Regions from separate parts of the Homo sapiens genome. Here region 1 is linked to region 2. A link is a loop called in an ENCODE intact Hi-C map of the cell type or tissue named here. Cell type or tissue: mammary epithelial cell. All regions are shown on one strand. Each heading gives the region's core, and the rest is flanking DNA. Links, peaks and the distances in the headings are about the cores only. Region 1 holds the start of CALCA (calcitonin related polypeptide alpha). Region 2 overlaps INSC (INSC spindle orientation adaptor protein).

The links. Peaks named below come from ENCODE experiments on the same cell type or tissue, not always from the same donor. Only the 100,000 strongest peaks of a DNase experiment are listed, where the experiment ranks them.
Region 1: a loop joins it to region 2, with 8 times the contacts of the local background. A loop is called at or near these places in 19 of 110 quality-filtered maps.

Annotation. Positions count from the first base shown.
Region 1 is chr11:14,964,746-14,974,981 of GRCh38, forward strand. CALCA (calcitonin related polypeptide alpha) reads right to left here and starts at 7,606. Exons shown (of 4, transcript NM_001741.3): 1 at 7,500-7,606; 2 at 6,362-6,456; 3 at 5,190-5,330; 4 at 3,756-4,252. The coding sequence starts at 6,447. The coding sequence ends at 4,054. RefSeq lists enhancers at 6,787-7,433, 10,050-10,236 and a silencer at 9,038-9,087. In mammary epithelial cell, for the core only: a CTCF peak has its summit at 5,288 (motif pointing right); no DNase peak of the experiment used is centred there; H3K27me3 peaks cover 1,736 bases.
Region 2 is chr11:15,203,894-15,214,129 of GRCh38, forward strand. All of the region lies in intron 7 of INSC (INSC spindle orientation adaptor protein), which reads left to right. Among named protein-coding and RNA genes, the nearest start is that of INSC, 94 kb to the left of the region's middle. RefSeq lists a silencer at 4,868-4,917. In mammary epithelial cell, for the core only: a CTCF peak has its summit at 4,920 (motif pointing left); no DNase peak of the experiment used is centred there.

The DNA of each region.
Region 1 (10,236 bases), core at 703-8,702, 240 kb before region 2:
CAGGAAGGGGAACATCACACTCTGGGGACTGTTGTGTGGTGGGGGGAGGGGGGAGGGATAGCATTGGGAGATATACCTAATGCTAGATGACAAGTTAGTGGGTGCAGCGCACCAGCATGGCACATGTATACATATGTAACTAACCTGCACAATGTGCACATGTACCCTAAAACTTAAAGTATAATAATAAAGGAAAAAAAAAAGTCTTGAGGCAGGAAACAGAGTTACTGACAAACTGATGGCCACTGCAGTCTTTAGGCTGTTGAACAATTTACTATCCAGATGTGATTGTTAAAGCTTAAGGCCCTTGGAGAATTTGGCATGAAGAAAAATAGGTCCAGAGGGAACCTAAGAGTTGACCACAAAAGTAAAAGAGAAGAAGACTTTACTTCATTCATTTACTCTTTCATTCAACAAACATTTATAGAGTGCTACCTTGTGCCAGGCACACTGTTCAGCATTTTGGGATACAGCAATTAACAAAATAACCATATCCCTGACCATGTGAATCTTATACTTAAGGCTGGGAGGGATACAAATAACAAAATAATATACAAAACATATAGTATACTAGAGGTAATAAATAGTAAGGAGAAAAAAATTAAGCAAAGAAGAGGGCTAGCGTATGTTGTTAGTGGGAGTGGAGTGCAATTTCAGAAAGAATGGTCAGGATAGGTGACATCTGAGAAATAACTGGAGGAGATGAGGGCCGTGGATGGAGGGTGTTCTTCACAGAGTACGAGTGGTGGTTGAGTGCTGGAAGACAGAAGTTGAGGAATAGTAAGAGGGCCAGTGTGCGGGAGAGTAGGAGATGAGGTCAGGCAGGTAATGGGGGTGGTGGTGAGAGGAGAGAAAGGGAAGATCAACTTGGCCTGCAATGCTTCAGGTGTTTGCTCATGAGATGGGGAGTCACTGGGATGTTTTGAGCATAGGAGAGACACGGTGTGATCTATCTTTTACAGTCACAGTGGGTTATTGTGTTGAATACAGACTGAAGGAGAGAAGGGGGCATAATTCTATATGGCCTGAGAAAATAGAGTCAGTGGGTAGAAGGAGCTGACTTTTCTAACCACTAGCTGACTAGTTAGCTAATAACTAACCCTAATTAGCTGACTACCACCAGTGAAACTGGCTGCCAACTCACTTTGGGAGTTACACTCAGCAGCTTGTCACTGGTGGTCCCAAAGGATGCTATGGTTGTTGATGCTGGGTAATTCCTACCTTGAATAAGGAAGGCATCAGACTCTATGACATTCTGGATTCCTTCCAATACTGAGAGTCCTTGATTCTATAGCATGTACCACCTCAATCTCCCCCACTAGAATGTAAGCCCATGAGCCCAGGGAGTTTTGTCTGCTCTGTTCAGTTCATTGCTCTATTCCTAGTGCCTAGAATAGTGCCTAGCATATAGCAGGCACTCAATAAGTATTTGTGAAGTATGTGAATGTCTCTGTTAAACCTATTGCTGGACCTTGAGCAAGACATTTCTCTGAACCTCACAGAATAAAAAAGTTGGGTTGAATGGCATTGATGACCTTTCTAGGTTGGCCAGTCTGTGATCCCCATTTTAGGCTCTGAGCCATCTAAAGCAGGCTAAGGGGTGCATGAAGAGCTTCTTATATGGAGGAAGGGCAGGGATGGGTAAAGGCAAACCTGCATGAAGGAGGAGTACATGGGTAACTTCTGAGGCTGGAGACCAGGGCACCCTCTGAAAATAAATATGAATTGTTCTCTTTGACATGCACAAGGCCCTAATTCCAATAGGGGATGCTTCACTAGAAACTGAGGGTACAAGACACTAGGGATCCATCCCAGGCATGTTGTCTTTGTGCTAAGTGAGTCAGATTGGTTGGTCAACAGAGTGCTTACAGGCCCCTGAAACTCTCCTGGGAAAAATAGCATAAATAGCAGCAGAGATTCCATTGAAGGGTATAGAAAATACATTTTTAATTTTGATAGAGTTCACAAATGACAGCATTGACATTTCTTTAAACAAATACTTCTGTCAAGGCACAGCATTACCATGTGTCCCCAGATGCCCAAGAGGCAGTGATTTCATGTCCCCCTGAGGTTTAGCAGAGCCACCAATGTCAATAGGGTGGCTGACGGGGCCTAGATTTGCTACCAGATAAGCCAATGAGACATGCTGTCAGATTTATGGTTACATAATCAAGTATTTAAAAAGATGCACAATAGGTAACTGCAATGAGCTTGTTCTGCATTTAGCAATAGTTCCTTTCAAACAAAGAAGATAGTTTTCAGTATCAAGAAGGATGCCTATATGTATGTCTTCCATGGAGCCTTTCCTACAAATTGCTTTCATTACACATTAAAAGGAGTTCAGCTTTATTGTGACCTAGGAGGAAGAAAATAACAGCTAGAATTTAGTTACTGGTTAATTGTCAGACTTAACATCTATTACCTCACTTGCTCTTTATAGTAATGCTTGGAGGTAGGTACTATTGTAGCCCTCAATTTACAGATGGAGAAACTGAGGCTTGGAGAGAGTTAAGTAACCTGTTCATGGTCATATAGCTGGTAAAGGGCAAATACAGTTCTTGAACTCAAGTCTGTACACTTAATTCAGAGGTACACAACATAGTAATGTATACTCTAAAATGATAGTGTCATTATCTTTCAAACTCAAAGGCTAGAATAATCAAAATTATAAATGTCAAACAGCAGTGTTCTAAATAAACAGGATCTGTATTTCTTGGTCTGATGATCTCAGGGTTACAAGGAGAGACTGAAAAAACAGAGATGAATCCAAATTCTAGGGTCTTAGCTACTGGAACTCAGATACTGGTGTGGGTACCTTCCCTTATGGATTTTTTAAAACCACATGGTCTCAGAGAGGCTCAGAGTGGTTTTACACCCCTGTAAAAACCAGTCATTCATCTTCCCATCCCATCATACAAGGGCAGTCACCTTCTTGAGTCATTCAGCTGCTCAGGCTTGAAGGTCCCTGCGGCGCCTGCCAAAGGCTTTGGAACCCACATTGGTGGGCACAAAGTTGTTCTTCACCACACCCCCTGATCTGCTCAGCAAGCCTGCCAGCCGATGAGTCACACAGGTGGCAGTGTCACAGGCTCTCTTCTGGGCAATGATTCTGATTTGCAGGATGGAGAAAGAAGAGAAGATCTGTGAGTGAGAGGCTGGGAGAGAGGTCAGCCCCATGGGACCTTCATGGTAAAGTTGCTGTGCTGAAAGGCACCAATTAACTTTAAGTGTTTCTCCTAAACACAATTATCAGAGCAGAAAATCACAAGGCCATTAGGGAAAATGCCATGATCACTCCCCATAGATATTCCCAGGGGTGTCAGAAAACCCAAGGTGACTCTGGATGACTGGCTATGGAATGTGGAGCAGTAACAGCCAATCTTTCCTGTATAAATTAACTAAAAATCAAAGCGGAGGTTTATGACACTGGAGTGAATTATGGTCCCACACCCAGCCCCATTCACAAAGGACTATAAAATCTACACCCCAGTCACGGGCACCAAATACCCTTTCTTAGGAAAATAAAAAATTCCTCAGTCTTACCTGGAAGAGGAGCGGAGTTTGCAGCATCAAGTCCTAGAGGTGCTTACCTGCTCCTTAGGACCCCTGTTCTTCCTGCTTGAGCTTGGTCAAAGGGACCACCCACCATATCCTCTGTCCAGCTAGCCTAGGGTTAAGGCTATTTCTAAGCATAGGTCTTAGACACTATGAAGCCTGGGACATAGATCAGAGCAATGACCACCACAGCTCAGATCTTTGGGGAAAAATAATTTTATTCCTCAAATGATCAGCACATTCAGAAGCAGGACAGAGGAGCTCTGATGACATCTCTGGGGGACTCAAAGCGGCCCTCATTTTCTGGTATTTTCCCAGGTGATTCTCTTCCAACCTGTGAGTCCTGCTCTCTTTCCTCCCATCTGAAGTTTGAGACATCCTCTGCCACAAGGAAAGCCACCAATACCAGCCCAAAGAGCCACCAGAGAGGAACCAAACCACATGCATCAAGTTATAGGAAGGATGCAAGAAGGGAAATTAGGAAGGAAAGGGAGGAGTTTAGTTGGCATTCTGGGGCATGCTAACATGAGGGCGATGGTCTCTCTCCAAGTCGCTGGACATATCCCTTTTCTTTCCAGGTGCTCCAACCCCAATTGCAGTTTGGGGGAACGTGTGAAACTTGTTGAAGTCCTGCGTGTATGTGCCCAGCATGCAAGTACTCAGATTACCGCACCGCTTAGATCTGGGGCTGTCCAGGCTGCAGGGAAAACACATACCAGACAGTACCATGCACCAGAATCTGTCCCCATGGGCAGTCACTTAGAAGGTTAGACCAGGCAGGGGACCCTGGGAGCAGGAGGGGCAGGCAGGAGGGCAGCTCACTTATCTATCCTTCATTAGGAGAGCTCAGAGGTGCAGTGGGCTAGGGCAATGCAGGGAAGGGCTGGATGGGGAAGGATGATCTTTTCTGGCATTCCACATGCTGTTCAGTCCTTCATGCTTGACAGAGGGGTTCTCAGGGCAGATGCAGGGGCAACACATGCCTCTGCCTGAGCAGTGCTGGGGCCAGGCCAGGGGCTGGTCTCTGCTCAGGCTCAAGGTACACAGGGATGTGGATCTGGGGAAGGGTGCTCTCCCTGGCCTCCTGACAACATGCACATCTCCACAGATGCCACACATTTAAAGGCTCAAACCTACCTCAGACACTGCTCTACCCATCCCCATCCCCTGCAAGGGCCTCACCTTCACCTTGCAAATGTGAAATGAAAGCTCCTTGCAGGTGTGAAAGAATGTCGTATGCAGATTAACAAGGTGGATCCAAATTTCTAAAACTTCCTGAGATGTACTATGTGTATCCCTGACTTCACCCTTACTAGTCTTAACTCATCCAGTGCTGGGAGGTCTCCCAGTACTGCAAGAACAATTCCCACAGTGAGCGATTCCACACCTCCCCATTTCATTTCCTAAGAACTTTCAGAAACGGAGCCTTTTGTTATGTCTAACCACGGTACCTCCAGCTGCAGTGGGACCTCTGTCTCCCTTGGAGGCTGAGAACAGCTGGGCCCCAGGTCCCGGTGAACAACACAGCCTGTTGGATTCCTGGCCAGTGTGTTCTCTCCTACCTCTCGGGATCCACCTTCCTGTGTATGCTGCGGGGAGAGGAGGCCCTGTGCTGAGCGCTTGGGGAGCCTCACCTGGAGCCCTCTCTCTCTTGCTCCTGCTCCAGCTCACTGGCCTTCATCTGCACATAGTCCTGCACCAGTGCAGCCAGCAGGAGGCGCGCTTCGTCCTCACTGAGCGTGGCCGGGTCTGCTGGGCTGCTCTCCAGGGCAGACCTGTGGAGGGGAAGCAAACTCAGTGCAGGCTGTGAGCCCCTGCCTGCCCCTCCCCAGGATAAGCAGCCAGGCTTCCTGGTCTTTGCTTCTTCCCCTGAGGATGTGGCCAGCGGGAGTCCTAGGGGACAGGGCACAAGGCCAGTGTCCTCCTCAGGACCCAGGCACTGGTGTGGCCTCTAAACAGTGGTGTGCTGGAGCCAGTTTGTATAGGCTTGTGAAAGCTAATGGTTAAATTTTCAAGAATTTTGCAAGCTGAGTGCAGCCATTATTAAAAATTAAATGCAAAAACTTACAGTTAGTGCTGAACCTGAAAATAGTTTCAGTTTAATAGATTTATATGTGGGTGAGAAATAGATCAACAGGTAAAATACCAGATTTAACAATAACAAATTTAGTGGCAAACTATTTAACAGAATAGGATGCAATTCATTTTTCAAATCATGGCTGAATAGGATAAATAGGATGGCTACACATACAAAAGTTTGGCTAAAAGCAACAAAAGCATTTTGTGAGACTCAGTGGGCTATATAAAATTTATAATAGGCCGGGCGCGGTGGCTCACGGCTGTAATCTCAGCACTTTGGGAGGCTGAGGCAGGTGGATCACCTGAGGTCAGGAGTTTGAGACCAGCCTGGCCAACATGGTGAAACCCTATCTCTACTAAAAATACAAAAATTAGCCGGGCATGGTGGTGGGCGCCTGTAATCCCGGCTACTTGGGAGGCTGAGGCAGGAGAATTGCTTGAACCCAGGAGATGGAAGTTGCAGTGAGCCGACACGGTGCCATTGCACTCCAGCATGGATGACAGAGTGAGACTCTGTCTCAAAAAAATTATAATGAAGAATATTGTCTAAATATTTATCACTACTTATAAATTGTGTACCACACATTTTTATATCAAAAAATTATATATGTGCATGAGTACATACCTTACCCCGGCCCCCTGTCGGTTTTTAAGCATTCAGTACACCACACTTAAGAGGCATGGAATTGTCTGATACCAGTGTGGTTCTGGCTTCAGGCTGTCTTACCTGAATGGTGCTGCATGGAGGCTGCCTGCCTGCAACAGGACCAAGATGCTGAGAGCCAGGAAGGGGGAGAACTTTTGGAAGCCCATGACACCTCTCTGCAAGGGAAGAATGAGATAAACCACCTGCGCCAGTTCGAAGTTCTAGGAGCCCACAGACCTTGGCTCCTATCCTGGTTTTCTGTCTTGCTTCTAACGCTCTGGCTTTGTGGCTTCAGACTGGTCATTATATTTCTCTTCTTTTTTGTTTCCTCATCAGCACAGTGGACTTCTGGGAGGTTCAGTGGGCCTGTAGCATGCACAGTCTGATAGAGCTGGAGGAGCGATCCTAGAGGGAGAGCTGAGTGGGGGAGGTCTCAGTCCTACCCTTCTCCCCAAAGCCACACAGATACATATAAACCTGTTAGCCAGGTCTCTGTGGAGGACATGCTCCCAGGCCCCTGTCACAGAAGCTGATCCCATAAGGAAACCCAGAGCTGTCCTCCTCTTCTGGGGCTTTTGCATACACCTTGGTGGGAGGGGTGGGATCTATCCACAGAGATTATCTCTGCAATTGGAATCTGAGAAATAAAAGAATCAATTTTAGTGCTCAGCCTAAGCTCCGCCTGCTGGCACCTCAGTCCCCTGCAGGAACCAAGTTTTACTCTTAAATTGGGACCCAAGACTTTCTCTCTTTGCTCCCAGAGCCTGTGACTGGGGCTTGCAGTTTAGGGCTGCTTGTCCCTCAGTCGTCGTGCCTATTTGCCACCCATCCGCTCTGTTCCAGGTTCTGAACCAATTTCCCTGGGACTGCTGGGCTCCAGACGCCGTCCCTGATCGCACCGTCTGCGGAAAGTTTCTCTTGCCTCAGGCTCTGTGCGCGGTCCCTGGGGAGCCTGAGTGTCCCGAGACTGGCCTAAGCCTGTGTGCAGTGCGAGAGAGTAAGACTGGAGTCCGCAGCCGAGCAGGAAGAGCGAGCCGGGGGATTGAGACTGTCCGATCCAACCTAGGGCACGAGCCTGGTATAAATCGCGGACTAACAGAGACTATCTGATGAAGAGACTAACGGAGAGAGAGGGAGAGGAGGAAAGGGAGTGAGAAAATGACGAATGGAGGGAGAGGGAGGGAGAGACATATACCTGAGCCAGGATCTCGGGGCTCACCTGGCGGGAGGTGGCTTGGATCAGAGGCGGTGGCAGCGGCGGCGGCGGCGTCCAGCCAGAGCCCTGTGGAAGCGGCGGCGACACTTGGGCTGGGCAGTGTCTCTGATGCCTCCCAGCGCCAGCGACTGCTCTTATTCCCGCCGCTGTGGGTCGGGAAAGTTCCGCCAGTGCACAGCAACCAATGGGCGGAGGGGTCCTTTGCCCCTGGGTTGCGTCACCCTCATGCTTCCAGAACCTGGAGGATCCAGCAGGACCGTCCCACTTGTATTTGCATTGAGGTCATTGATGGAAATGGTGGGGGATGGTGGGGGCACCAACAAGTAACGCCCTTAAAGTGAGCGGGAATTTGAGGGCAGTTTGACGTCATGGTGAATTTCACCTCTCAGTCCGGCCTGGTTTTGAACCCTCGCCCCACTCCACCCCTGGTTTCACGATTTGGCGGAAAGGGTCCAGGATTGTAGGGACTCTTCCAACTCTGATCCCAGACCCCTGCCCAAGTGAGATTTTAAAGGTTAATGCCCCTAAGGGTGGGTTCTGGGCCCAAGAAATCTGACTCCAGTAGCTGGTATTACCCACAGAGGGCCAGGGCTCGTGGGAAACAAGAGACGGAGCTGGGAGCAAGAACTTTGTTAGACAGGAGTTCAATTACAGTTGGCCCAATTCCTGGTTGTGTGATCATGGGCAAGTAACTTCACAGAGGCTCAGTGTACTCATCTTTGAAATGGGGACCACAATCTCATCTTGAAGGAATATTGTGAGAAACAGCCCAGCGCCTGGGCCTCAGATAGGCAGGGATCTACAAGAGTTTCCTGGTCCGCACAGGGGATTCTGTAAGATCTCCATGGATACTTTCCGAATCTCCATCTCCCCGGACTGTCCCGGGGTACTCTTCAGATCCATTACATGTGTGAGGAGGGGGCCGATGACCTGCTGGGCCTGAGGGGTGAGTTGCAAGGTACAGATGCGGAAGCCTCCATCCAGACCTCTGGACCTCCCCCTTCCTACCCTGCCATCCATCACCTGCCTGAGCCGTTTGCACAGCTGCCCCTTTGCTTCCGGCTGCTGTTTGCCAAGATGTCCCAGAGACATTCTATTCCGGCCCCGTACCCCCACCCCCGCACTTCAGTCCTCTACTAAAGAGCAGGCAGGTGTGACAGTGCTGTGTGGTCCCTGCCTAGATCAAGCTCACACTCGCTTCCGGTCACACTCATTTACACACACCCAAACCCATTACTGTCTCCCAACATGTGCCCACTCTGAATCACAGACACTAAAAAACAGATACTGGCCAGAAGAGTATCCTGAGGTGTTCACTCAAACGTGTCCCAAGCCTGCCTCCGAGTCTCTCGGGCGGTCGCATCCACACACTCGCACGACGATGACCTGCTTGCATCAAACCTGCACACATCACGAACAGGCGCCCTCCATCACACCCAATTACGCGTGACCTCAACAGCTCTCACATCCCGCAGAACCGGGTTTCAGTTCCACTGTGCCTGAGCGTTCAGCTCAGCAGAGGTAGGGACTAAGGCGCTTGCCGCCCACAGCGTCCAGAGTGGCAAGAAAGAAGCTTTTCAGCGTCTCCACCATCTCCCGGTGGAACGCGCAGCGCGCGATCTGCTGCAGCCGGTCCGGGCGCTGCCTGTGCGGTGAGCGCAGCAGCGGCATCCCGGGGCTGTGGGCGGAGGCAAGGACTCTAGCTTGAGGTTCTTTGAGGCAGAGCAGAAATTAGCCCCTAGGTGTGCCGTCCGTGGCGCGAGTCACGGAACTCCAGGTACCCCGGGGTCGTGTCCGCACCTTTGTCCTCAGTCCCCAGAAGCGTCGAAATTTCTTAGCACGACACCCCTGCCTCGCGCTACATCTCTTCCCCCTAGGGGGTTGGTGGCCTCCGTGCTCAAAGGAGGCAGCGGGAACGCCTAACTTCTAAGATGCCCTTAATTGATCTCCTCCTTCTTAACTACAGCGAGGGAATAACAACTCGGGGCTGGGGACTGGGTATCTAAGACTCGCTCTCCGCAGGGTCCGCCGGCAGGGCGGCCACAGGACCCGGGACTGGAACTGGCCCGGGAGGACACCGGCGCGTGTCAGGCGCAGAGCGTGAAACAGGCAAGCTGCGCGCAGAGCAGGGCTTGGATGGCGGATCTTGGGCACAATGAGCCCCGGATCCTGAAGGAAGATAACCCCTGCTGAGACCCTGTCCGGAGCCTTGGAGCTTTTCAGCAGTTTAGGCTCGGATCTCCGGCCTGGGTTTTCGGTGCAGAGCTGCTTGAAGAGTTGCGAAGGCCGCAGTGCGGGCACTGAGTGGGGCGTAGTGCTTGGGCCTCTGCCACTGGGGCTGTAGCAGAAGGGTATTTGCGCTCAGCTACCACATACTTCAGCGGAAATGATTTTTTTCCAAGACCAGAGGTTTCTAACATAAGAACCTCCTGAAACCGTTTGTAAGTGTGTGTGTCTGTGATGTGTGTTTTCCTAAAGAGAGAGTTCATAGCTTTCGCCCGTGCCACGGTGACCGCAAAATGAAAGCCAGTAGACGCAGATTTTGTGGCCATGTCACTTTGAGGGGTCGGAATTCTACTCCTGACTGTGGTGTGTGTCTTCAGCCTTCAGAATAGACACGTACTCCCCACTATCAAATCTTTGGCAGCTACAAATCAAAGGCTGGTGCCGTGGGGCGCTAACCAGAGTCTGCGTCCAGAGGGCGCTAGTGTAGCCCCGAGCAGTTTCAAGACTGACTGTA
Region 2 (10,236 bases), core at 1,457-9,456:
TTCTGTGAAATTCGAAGTTCAGCCATAGTTTTATTAGAACACAGCTACACTTGTTTGTTTGGGTGTTCTCTATGTGCTTTCATACCAAAATAGCAGAACTGAATAGTTGCAACAGAGACCATATAGCCTTCAAAGCCAAAAATATTTACTCTCTGGCCATCTATAGAAAATTCTTGCCGAGCCCGGTTCTAGCAGGTAAGGAAGATGTCATGACCACGGTGAGAGGAACAATAACTAACATATATCGAATACTTGCTTTGGGCAAGCACTTTGCTAAGCCCCTCCTTTCATCAAGTCATTTATTCCTTGCCATCCTGTTATATCTCCACTGCTTACAGAAGAAAGGGAGACTCAGAGACGCGAAGCCACTTGCTCAAGGGCGCATAGCTAAAAAGTAGCCCAGGCAGTAATGTAATTCCAGCTCTGCTGGGCCAGAGCCAGCCTGGGCTGTTAACAATTGTGCAGACCCAGGACTCAAAATCTGATATTGTGAGGCCAGTTTCCATGCTCCTTTCCTCCATATCATATTGCTTCCAAAGTTGGGAGAAGTTCTAGAGACACCCATGAGGTCCTTAATCTCTCCCACCCTCCACCCACACCCCCTCCCTGGGTTCTGTCCATGCCTGCCACCCTCTGTGAGCTGGGCTGCTCAGCACTGCCCACAGAGGCTCTGGTGAGGTTGGCCATTGTCAGTGTTGAGGATGGAAGATGGTGAAGACCAGGCACAGGCCGGATTGTAGAAACCACAGAGTGACAGGTGAGTGAAGGTGGAGTGGGGAAGTGTGGTTCCCTGGGGCTCTTGCCAGCCACCCACTCACCGGGCATGGTTCGTGGCCAAATTAGATCACATCAAAGTTCCAGCCTTCTCCGCCTGATTTACTGGCCTGGCCTTCTCACTGAGGTTCGCTTAATTAATTGGCAGTGGGAAACGTGCTGGATTTGGTGAAATTCGTCTCTGTTGTGCAGCTTCCCCCTCCTTTCCTTCAACCGTGAAGAGGTTCATTAAATCCTGCACAGCCCCCAGCGGAGTTGTGGGTCTAGACAGGTCACTGCATCCATCCCAATTGCTGCTGTGTCATGCCTGAGCCTTGCTGGGTTTGGGGGACTTTTGTGGTCATAGATTCAGTCATGGTCTCATTCATTCACTCACGGGAAGTCACTTCGTCTCTGCTTCTTCATTCCTTCTGTTTGCCAGTCAGTCATTCACTTACTTTTAAACTCACTCAAATTCCAGTGCTTTAAGAGGGTGAGGCAGGAGCAATGCATGAAGCCAGGGGTTCCAGGCTCGCCTAGGCAACATAGCTAGACCCTGTTTCTTAAAAGTAAAATAAAATAAAAAATAAGTAAACTTACTCACTCATTTGTTCTCTCACGAAGTCCACCACTAATTCACTCTATGAATTCCTTCTTTTATCACTGAAGCAGCCTATTACAGTGGAGAGACTGAGAACTTGGAGAATCAGGCAATCCTGGGTTTGAACAGATTTTTCTCACTGTGAGCTTGGATATGTTATCCTGGGGGATTTGCTTAGCACAGTTCCTTGATCAGTAAAATGAGCCTATAAAATCTACCTCATGTATAGTAATATGATGCTTGGCACAGAGTAGACAGCGAATAAATGGTGGCTACTGTGATTGTGGCAGGTATAATGCTAATCACTTGGACTTTGAAAATGAATGGAAGGTTAGGGTCTGGTGGGGAAGGGAGGGCTGGCATGTGGGAGAGGGGCTGGCCTGGTCAAAGTTGCAGTGAAGTGCACACATGGAGAAGTTGGGTGGTCCAGGGGGGATGAGTCCTCACAGTCTTTCCCTTTAACAGACGAGGAAACTGAGACTCCGAGACAGTGTTTCCTCAGTCATGAATGTAGAGCTTGGATGCAAACCTAAGTCTGGCTGGTTCTAAACTCCTGCTCTTTCCTCTGCTACCTGGGGATAGCTGGTCCTTCTGAGGCAGGGACTGCAGAGGACTGGGAGCCAGGTTCTCTGTGTTGGCCTGGGCAAGGGACGGACACAGACACCCAACAAGCAGGGATGGAGGCAAGATGCCAACACACAGCAAAGGCCTCTCCACAAGTGTCTGACAGGCGTTTTGAGGCCTCATTCTTTCTTTTCAGAGCTGTCACGTGGAGGTCTGGTTCATCTGGGCTGCAGCCTCCCTGCATCCTAAGCTTCAGGACATCTGTCCTTCCTTCCCTGTGTCTTCATCTGACATCACTCCTCATTCCCTACCCCTATGCTGGGTTCTGGAGAAGAGACAGGCTCCCTGCTTCCCAGGATGGCTGAAGGGGGAGAGGCCCAGCAGGACAGACAGTGGTAAGGGCTGTCCCATGGCCATCAGAGGCTATAAGCAGGAGGCCCCACCTCTGGTGGGGTTGCCGGTGTAGGCAGCACCAAAGAGGCAATGAAGCTGGGCCCAGAAGGGCCAGGGAGGAGCTCCCAGGCAGACCAGAGGAAAGCAGTCTTAACAAGGGCAGGGGCAGAGGGGACACCACAGCAGGGAGCCACCCCAGCAGGGAGCCACCCAATGGGGCTCCAAGTCTCCAAGTCTTCCAGGGTCTTTGTGTTCAGTGAATTGGGGGAGCCCCAAGGAGAAGGCAGTGTTCTCTGGACCTCACTTGGGAGAAGACTAGAGGGAGAAAATGAGGGCCAAGGAGGGAGTAAGGGCCCCAGAGCCACACAGTCCAGCGAGAGCAGATGAACCCAGCCTGGTCAGGGTGGACTGCTGAGGGTGGCCTTCCTGGAGGACTGGAGCTGGCAAGGTGAACTGGCATTACCAAGGGGGAGGACTGCAGGGTTTGGGGAAGAATGAAGAGAGGTGAGGGAGCAAGTCACTTCTCCTGTCTGAATCCCAGCTTCATCTTCTGTAAAATGGGACTCCCACCTTCTTTATAGGGCTGCTATGGTGATGCAATGAAGCAATATGGGTGGGTCTTGCAGCAATGGTGCCTGCGTGGAGAAAGCACTCTGCCTGTGTCTGTTTCCTTTTCCTCCTCCCATGCCCATTTGTCTCTACTTTTCCAGGCTGGTCTGGGGAAAACTTCACATTGCCCCCAAAGGACCTGGTTATTGGGGATTTTGCAATGACCATGGCAGGGTGCCAGGTACTCTGAGTGGTGAAGGGGAAGGTCAGGGCACTGCTGGTTCAGGGATTGATTGTGGTTGGATGGGGCCAGGCCAGGATGGGGTTGGAGGGGGCTGGAGACTAGAGCTGGACTGCGGACTATGGTCCAGATGAGGGGCTGGAGATGTTAGGGATAGGAAGCTACAGGTCTGTGGCCAAAAGGAGTGGGGGGCACTCAAAGCCCAAGGCTCAGACAACCTTCAGGACAGTTCTGGTCATTGTCTTTTCCAGAACTGAAAGACCAGAGACGGCCTCACTTTCAAAAAGCATCCTTTTATTCTCACTCCTCCCTTTTATTTTATTTTTTCAAATAACGAGTTAGTTCACTCTGTGCTGGAGCCAAGGGGGTAGTTTAATGAAAATCAATACAGAAATTAAAGATGAGGGGAGAGCGGGGAGGACGGCTCAATTTCAAGTCCAAGAAGAAAATCACCAAGGGCAAGAGCTGGAAAACTGCTGCCTGTCTCCATGCAGCTCCTTCACGCCCCACCCTCATTTCCTGGGGCAGCTTCTTGGAATCAATAGGCCCTGACAGCTGAGGTGCTGGGCTGGAAGAGAGATGAAGACAGGGAGGCCTATATTGAGCTCTTGAAATCCCAGAGGCCCTGGGCAGGAGGGAGTGGGCTGCAAGCGGGAATGGTGGGGAGGCTCTGTGGCCCCAGCTGCTGTTTTACAGGGGTCTGTCTCCACTGTCTGCTCCCTGTATAATTGCAGATGGTCATAAATAGTTAATTTTTGCAAAAAATAAATAAAAAATTCAAACAAGCAAAAAAACCTCACTTTAATCAGTTTTTCTCACCATTATGCCCATTTGCTTTTCACGGTCATTTTGTAAGGAAGGCAGGGAGAGATGGTCACCTCCATCTTATTTACAGAAGAGCAAGTTGAGGCTGGAAAGGATAGAGATACTGGGAGGGACAGAGGCTGGACTGAGAACCCTGCGTTTTTGCTCCTAATCCTAAGTGTGCCCCCTGGTCCCATTAGGTGAATGGTGTCATAGTGTGCAGATCCCAAAGCAAAGCTACTACTTTCTTGCTAGAGTTGGTTCTAATATATAAGCCAGGCTGGATAGAGACAGAGGGGCTGTGAATGCAAGGCAAAAAAATCTTTGCTTAATTTGTCTTGCAATCCCTTCTTACCTAGGAATAGCTTTTAGAGAGAGGGAGAGAGAATGCCTCTGAATGAAGGTCGCAGATGCCTCTTCACCTCTCTTTGGCACTCAACCCATCTAGGATTATCAGCTTCCTCCACTCCTCACACCCCCAAACACTAGCCTTCAACTCCCATGGGAATGGGCTAAGGCTTTGCAGAGAGGCCCAGGGTCCCAGGTTAGCTGTGCTGTGACTCTGGCTGACAGGCAGAAAGGAACTGAGGCTGGCACTGTCATTGTCACTCTTCCCAGCCTTGCAAGGGGGCAGGGCCCATGATTGAGCCTTCTCAGAGGGACTGTGGCTTGTTCACTTTCGACATACCAAGGCTCCTGTCTGTCTGTCTTGATGGCTGGGGTGGGGGCACTTAAGGAGGCCAGGATGCAAAGAGGCAGGAACTAAATTAGCCACACTGCCCCACCTGCCCTCTCCCCTTCTAACAAAGACCTAGGCTGAGATTATGGGCCAGTACTTTCCAGACTGAAGGAAGGCTCGGGGACTGCGCCTTTCCCGCCAGGTCCAACCTGAGTTTGGAGAAGGGATGGGGCTGCCAGGCAGTCCAGGTGCCTAAGTGCAGCAGTGGGTTTGCAGGAGCAGGCTCCATCCGCAGAGGCTCGGTGGGACCCCATGTGCTGTGCAACAGCGACCCCTGGTGGATAAGAACACCAGTGGCCGCTCCATCAGGCTGCCTGGGGTAGGCTTCTCCTGGGGCTGTTGAGGCTGGTGGTCTCTGGGCTCCAGGACCAACAGTCAGGGCCAGTGTGTGGGGCGGAGTGAGTGGGGGAGTAGGGGAGGTTTACAAATTCAGGGCAGTGAGGGCTTTTTCCTACTGAGCCAGCCTCCGATGATGTAGGCAAATCTTTCATTCCAACATGTATCTAACTTCCAGATTTCCCCAGAGAGTCTGTCCTGTGTGTTCTTGGAGTGGAAATCTTCCTAGGCCTCCTAGTTCCCACTGGACAAAATCCAAACCCCTCAGCCTGGCACTGAAGGTGCCCTCTGAGCAAGCTGCCTCCAGCACATTGCCCCTTTGGTAAACAAGCCTGGGTTTGGTGCCCAGCTCTACCACTTATTCACTGTGTGTGTGACCTTGCACCCCTCTGAGCCCCATTTCATCACAGGTGAAAGTGAAGTGTCAATCCCTGCCTTGCAGGTTGTGAAGATGATACAAGTCAATGCTCCATAGATGTGAGTTATTTTCCCCTTCCCACCAAATTTCTCCACCAAAGGTCTTTGGGGCCTCCTTGCCTTGGAGCCTCTGCCTGTGCTGGGTGTCCCAATGAGAGTTTCACCTCCACTGTTGACATCTCGCTCTAAGGCCTCCTCTGGACCTCCTTCCCGACTGTGATCCTCCCTCCTTGGTGCTCACACAGTATGTGGTACTGCTCTGGAAGCGTATCCCACACTGCCTGACCTCAAACCTCTGCCTTGGCTTCCCCACCAAGAGACACTATCTCACCCACTTCTTTAGTCCATCAGGGAAGTGGTTTGCACACACAGGTGAATAATGTTTGCTATGAAACCAAATAAATACCAATTGAAGATTTCTGGTTCGTTCTTCCTCATTGCAGATGAGAAAATAGAGGCCCAGAGAGGTGAAATGATGTGCACACCCACATTCCCGAGATCAACCACAGGGCTGAGACCAGAATGCAGAATGTCTGACTTCACTTGAAACAGCATGGCAGGATGCTGTGATCAGTTTCAGACCCTGATGAGGGGTGGGAGTTGGGGGAGTATAAACATCATAGGGTCCCTCAATAAGGACAGAATGGAATTTGCCCTGAGCCCCTGTTTGCACCACTTAGCCCTGGCAATTTGCACCGGCTTTGCCCGTCTCCTAATTCTAATGGCCCTAAGCCCAAGTTCTTAGGTCTCAAAGAGACTTAGGGAGGTTGGTGGGCCAAGATGAGCTCTGCAAGTCAGCCTGAGATAAGTCAGATGAGTAGAAGCCCTTTGAGGCTGGCTATGTTTCCTGGGTAAAGTTCAGCAGGCTTGATGTTAGTGAAGAGATCCTGGGACAAGTTCTTCATTTGCCACTGATTTGCTAAGTGACCACAGGGAAGTTTTCTAATCCCTATGAGCCTCAATTTTCTCATTTGATGGGATTCCTAGTTCTGCTGGTATCCTGTGGCATATGAAGTAATTTTGTGAGATGTAATGTGATGAACAAAAGTTAGATGTTTAGCTGGCAGGGCTAGGAATTCTAGCCTGTTCTGTGGGCTACAGACATGCCTGTTCTGTGGGTTTGGGTTGTGTTGAGTGGGTGGTGTTCTTCCAGGAGTTGTTAGAAGAGAGCTGGGTGCCTGTGAATTCTTAGATGGAGCTCTGCATTTGAGAGTTTGTGTGTGTGTGTGTGTGTGTGTGTGTGTGTGTGTGTGTGTGGTGGAGTGGGATGCAGCAGGCTTAGCAGGGTAAAGTTGTTGTGTATCTCCTAGCTGGTCCCAAAGAATCTGGTGAGAGCAGAAAATAAATGAGAAGTCTGATGAAAACACAGTGCTGTTGCTGGGGAGAAGGGAGGCCGTGCTCACAGGGAAGCAAAGATTGCCTAGGACATGGGACAAGGTACAGAGGTGGCACTCTCAGCCACCCCTGAGTGCTTCTGGAGTGGGGCAAGTGCTAGTTTGGAGGGGAGCAGGGTAAAGGAGGTTGCTTGGGCTGGTGGGGTGGAGGGAGGATTGAAAGGATGATACACTGTGAAGGTTTAGGGTAGAATTTGGTAGGCAGGATCCACTTCTGGGAACAGTCTGGCACTGACAGTGCAGCATGGACAGTAGGCCAGCCCTCAAAGCCCAGAACTAGAACCATCACCCACAACCTGCTGCCGGCAAGTGGTGGGTCCTCTGGTCACCCACAGAGATAAAGAGAGACAGGGAGAAGGAAGGAGGATAAGAAAAGGGGAAGAGACTTACTGGAGGAAGAGAAAGGGAGAAGAGCTGGAAAGACACAAGCCCAGCTAATGGACAATCAATTTCCAAAGGAGTGTTTCGTTCTCTCTTTGGGCTACTTCAAAAATACAAACCAAGTTATTTGGAGATTTGTAATAGCTGGACATACAGTGCTCTGCTTGTGACCAACTTGAGTGTACCGTCCTCTCTTATTATGGTTTCAATTTTTATTTTCCTGATGAGTAATGGTTTTGAACACTTGTTCACATCCTTACTGGCCATTTGGTTATCATCTTTTGTGAAATGTAGGGCTGAGTCTTTTGCCCATTTTTAAAACACTGGGTTGTTTGTCTTTTCTTATTGATGTATAAACTTTGAAAAACACGTTCTACATATAAATTCTCTTAAGATACATATTATCAGCCTGTGGTAGGTTTTTTTATTCTCTTAATGGTGTCTTTTGATAAATAGAAATGCTTAATTTTGTTAAAATTCAATTTATTGACCTTTTCTTTTGTAGTCGGTGCTGCTTGCGTCCATTTAAGAAATCATTGATTTTTCCAAAATTATGAAAATATTCTCCTAATTTTCTTCTAGGAGCTTTATTGTTTTGCCTTTAAAATTTTGGCTTATGATATATTTCAACCTAATTTTAAAATGGTGTTCAAGGTCAATTTTTTTCCCATATGGATACCCAATTGAGCCAGCACTGTTTATTGAAAAGACTGTACTTTCAGCACTGAATTGAAGTGATACCTTTTTCTTTTTTTTTTAAATAGTGATACATGCATGAGTCTGTTTCTGGATTTTTTTTTTCTGTTCCATTAGCCTTTTTGTTCATCTTGTGCCAATAGAGCACGGGGCCCCTATAGTCTAATACATTTTTCTATTTGGTAACATAAATTAACCAACTTTGTTCTTCTTTAAGATTATCTTGGTAATTCTTAATTTCTTTACAGTTTTATATACATTTTAGAATCAGCTTGTCAATGTCCACAAAAATACCTGCTGAAATGATTGGGGTTTTTAAAAATTTAAATTTTTGGAAATTGACATAGTTTTTTTTTTGGAGATGGAGTCTCACTCTGTCGCCCAGGCTGGAGTGCAGTGGCACGATTCTAGCTCACTGCAACCTCCGCCTCCCGGGTTCAAGCGATTCTCCTGCCTCAGCCTCCTGAGTAGCTAGGATTACAGGTGTGTGCCACCGCGCCCAGCTAATTTTGTATTTTTAGTAGAGACAGGTTTCACCGTGTTAGCCAGGCTGATCTTGAACTCCTGACCTCAGGTGATCCGCCCACCTCAGCCTCCCTGACCTCAGGTGATCCGCCCACCTCAGCCTCCCAAAGTGCTGGAATTACAGGCGTGAGCCACTGGGCCCTGCCGTGAGCCACTGGGCCCCGCCAGAAATTGACATCTTAAACAATGTGTAATATTCTAATCAATGAACAGAGTACATCTCTCTACATCATACAAACTGTCTTTAATTTCTCTCAGCAATATTTTGAGTTTTTAGTGCTGGCATCTTGCACATCTTTTTTAGATTTATTCCTAGTTATGATTTCATGCAAATGTAAATGGTGTTTTTTAATTTTTATTTTCTGTTGTTGGTAATACATAAAAAATACAAGTTTGATATTGTATCCAGTAATCTTGCTTGCTATATTTACTTACTGTTTTTAATAGTGTATAGATTCATTAGAGTTTTCTATGTACACAATTATGTCATCTGTCAATAATGACAGTTTTGCCTCTACTTTTTCAATCCTTCTATTTTTGCATATCTTGTCTGATTGCATTGGGCAGTATGGTTTTAAATGAGAGCAGTGATAATGGGTATCTTTACCTTGTTACTGATTTCAGGGAAAAAGCTGTCAACATTTAACTTATTATTTTATTATTAAGTATGATACCATTATTATTTTAAGGATTAAAAATGAGGCTCATAGAAGGTGGATAACTTGCTCATTTCACCAAGTCAGCAAGGAGCCCAGGCTTTTCTCGCTGTGAAGGTTGTGCAACTTCCTTGTATTACAGATATCTCTAGAACAGTGCTGCTCAACTCAGGATGTCCATGAGAGTTACTTGAGGAGTTTTTTTTTTTTAATTATACTTTAAGTTTTACAAACTAATGATACCCCCAGCACTTTAGGAGGCCGAGGCGGGCAGATCACTGCACTCCAACCTGGGCGACAGAGTGAGACCTTGTCTCAAAAAAACAAAAACAAAAATAAAACCCTAATGATACCAAGACTCCACCACAGACCAATTAAATTCAAATTTCTGGTGGTAAAGTCTGGATATCTGTGTCTTTAAGACTGTCCTAGATGATTCGAATCATCTAAGAACCAGGCTGAGGACCACTGATCTAGAAGCAGGTTGGGTACAATTCAGATCCCAGCTGTGCCCAGTAGTGCTTTGCTGAAAACTTGATATTTTCTTATCAGCACATGCCTAGTAACCCTAGCCCAAAGGGAAATCCACCCCCAAAGCACCTTCAGAGCATCTGTTTGAAAATCAGCTATAAGGAAAATCATCTGCCTAACAGGGAAATTATTTACTCTATATACTCTTAAGTTACTCAATCCATAATTGCTTTCCACCTTAATTACTCATCCCTGCTTTCTCTGCCTATATGTCTCTCTCTCTCTCTACCTCACTGACTTGCCTGCCAAACTGGTTGTATAATCCCTTTCATTCATTGTTTCATTCCATATTACATATGAATATTTGTATTTTTCCATTTAACTTTTAACTAAAGATTCTTGTTTGACGTAGCAAAAGAAGTTGAGTGCTGGGATATATTAGTTTGGAGGAGGATAATATTATCATCCTGAAGGCCTGTTTTAGCTTCTGCAGCTTTCTATGGAGCTCTCAGCTCTATCACCACGCCATAAAACAAACACCTCATTGTATAAAGGGAGCCTTTAATTAACCTCTTAGACTGTTGCAGACGTCATCCTGAACCTTGTCCCTATCTGGTGTACAGTCCACATTAGCATTCTGCCTCTGACCCATGGGTTTATTTATTCCATGAAATGCTTTGCCCTTTCCCTTGGTCTGTCACTTGTCTTTGCTTCCT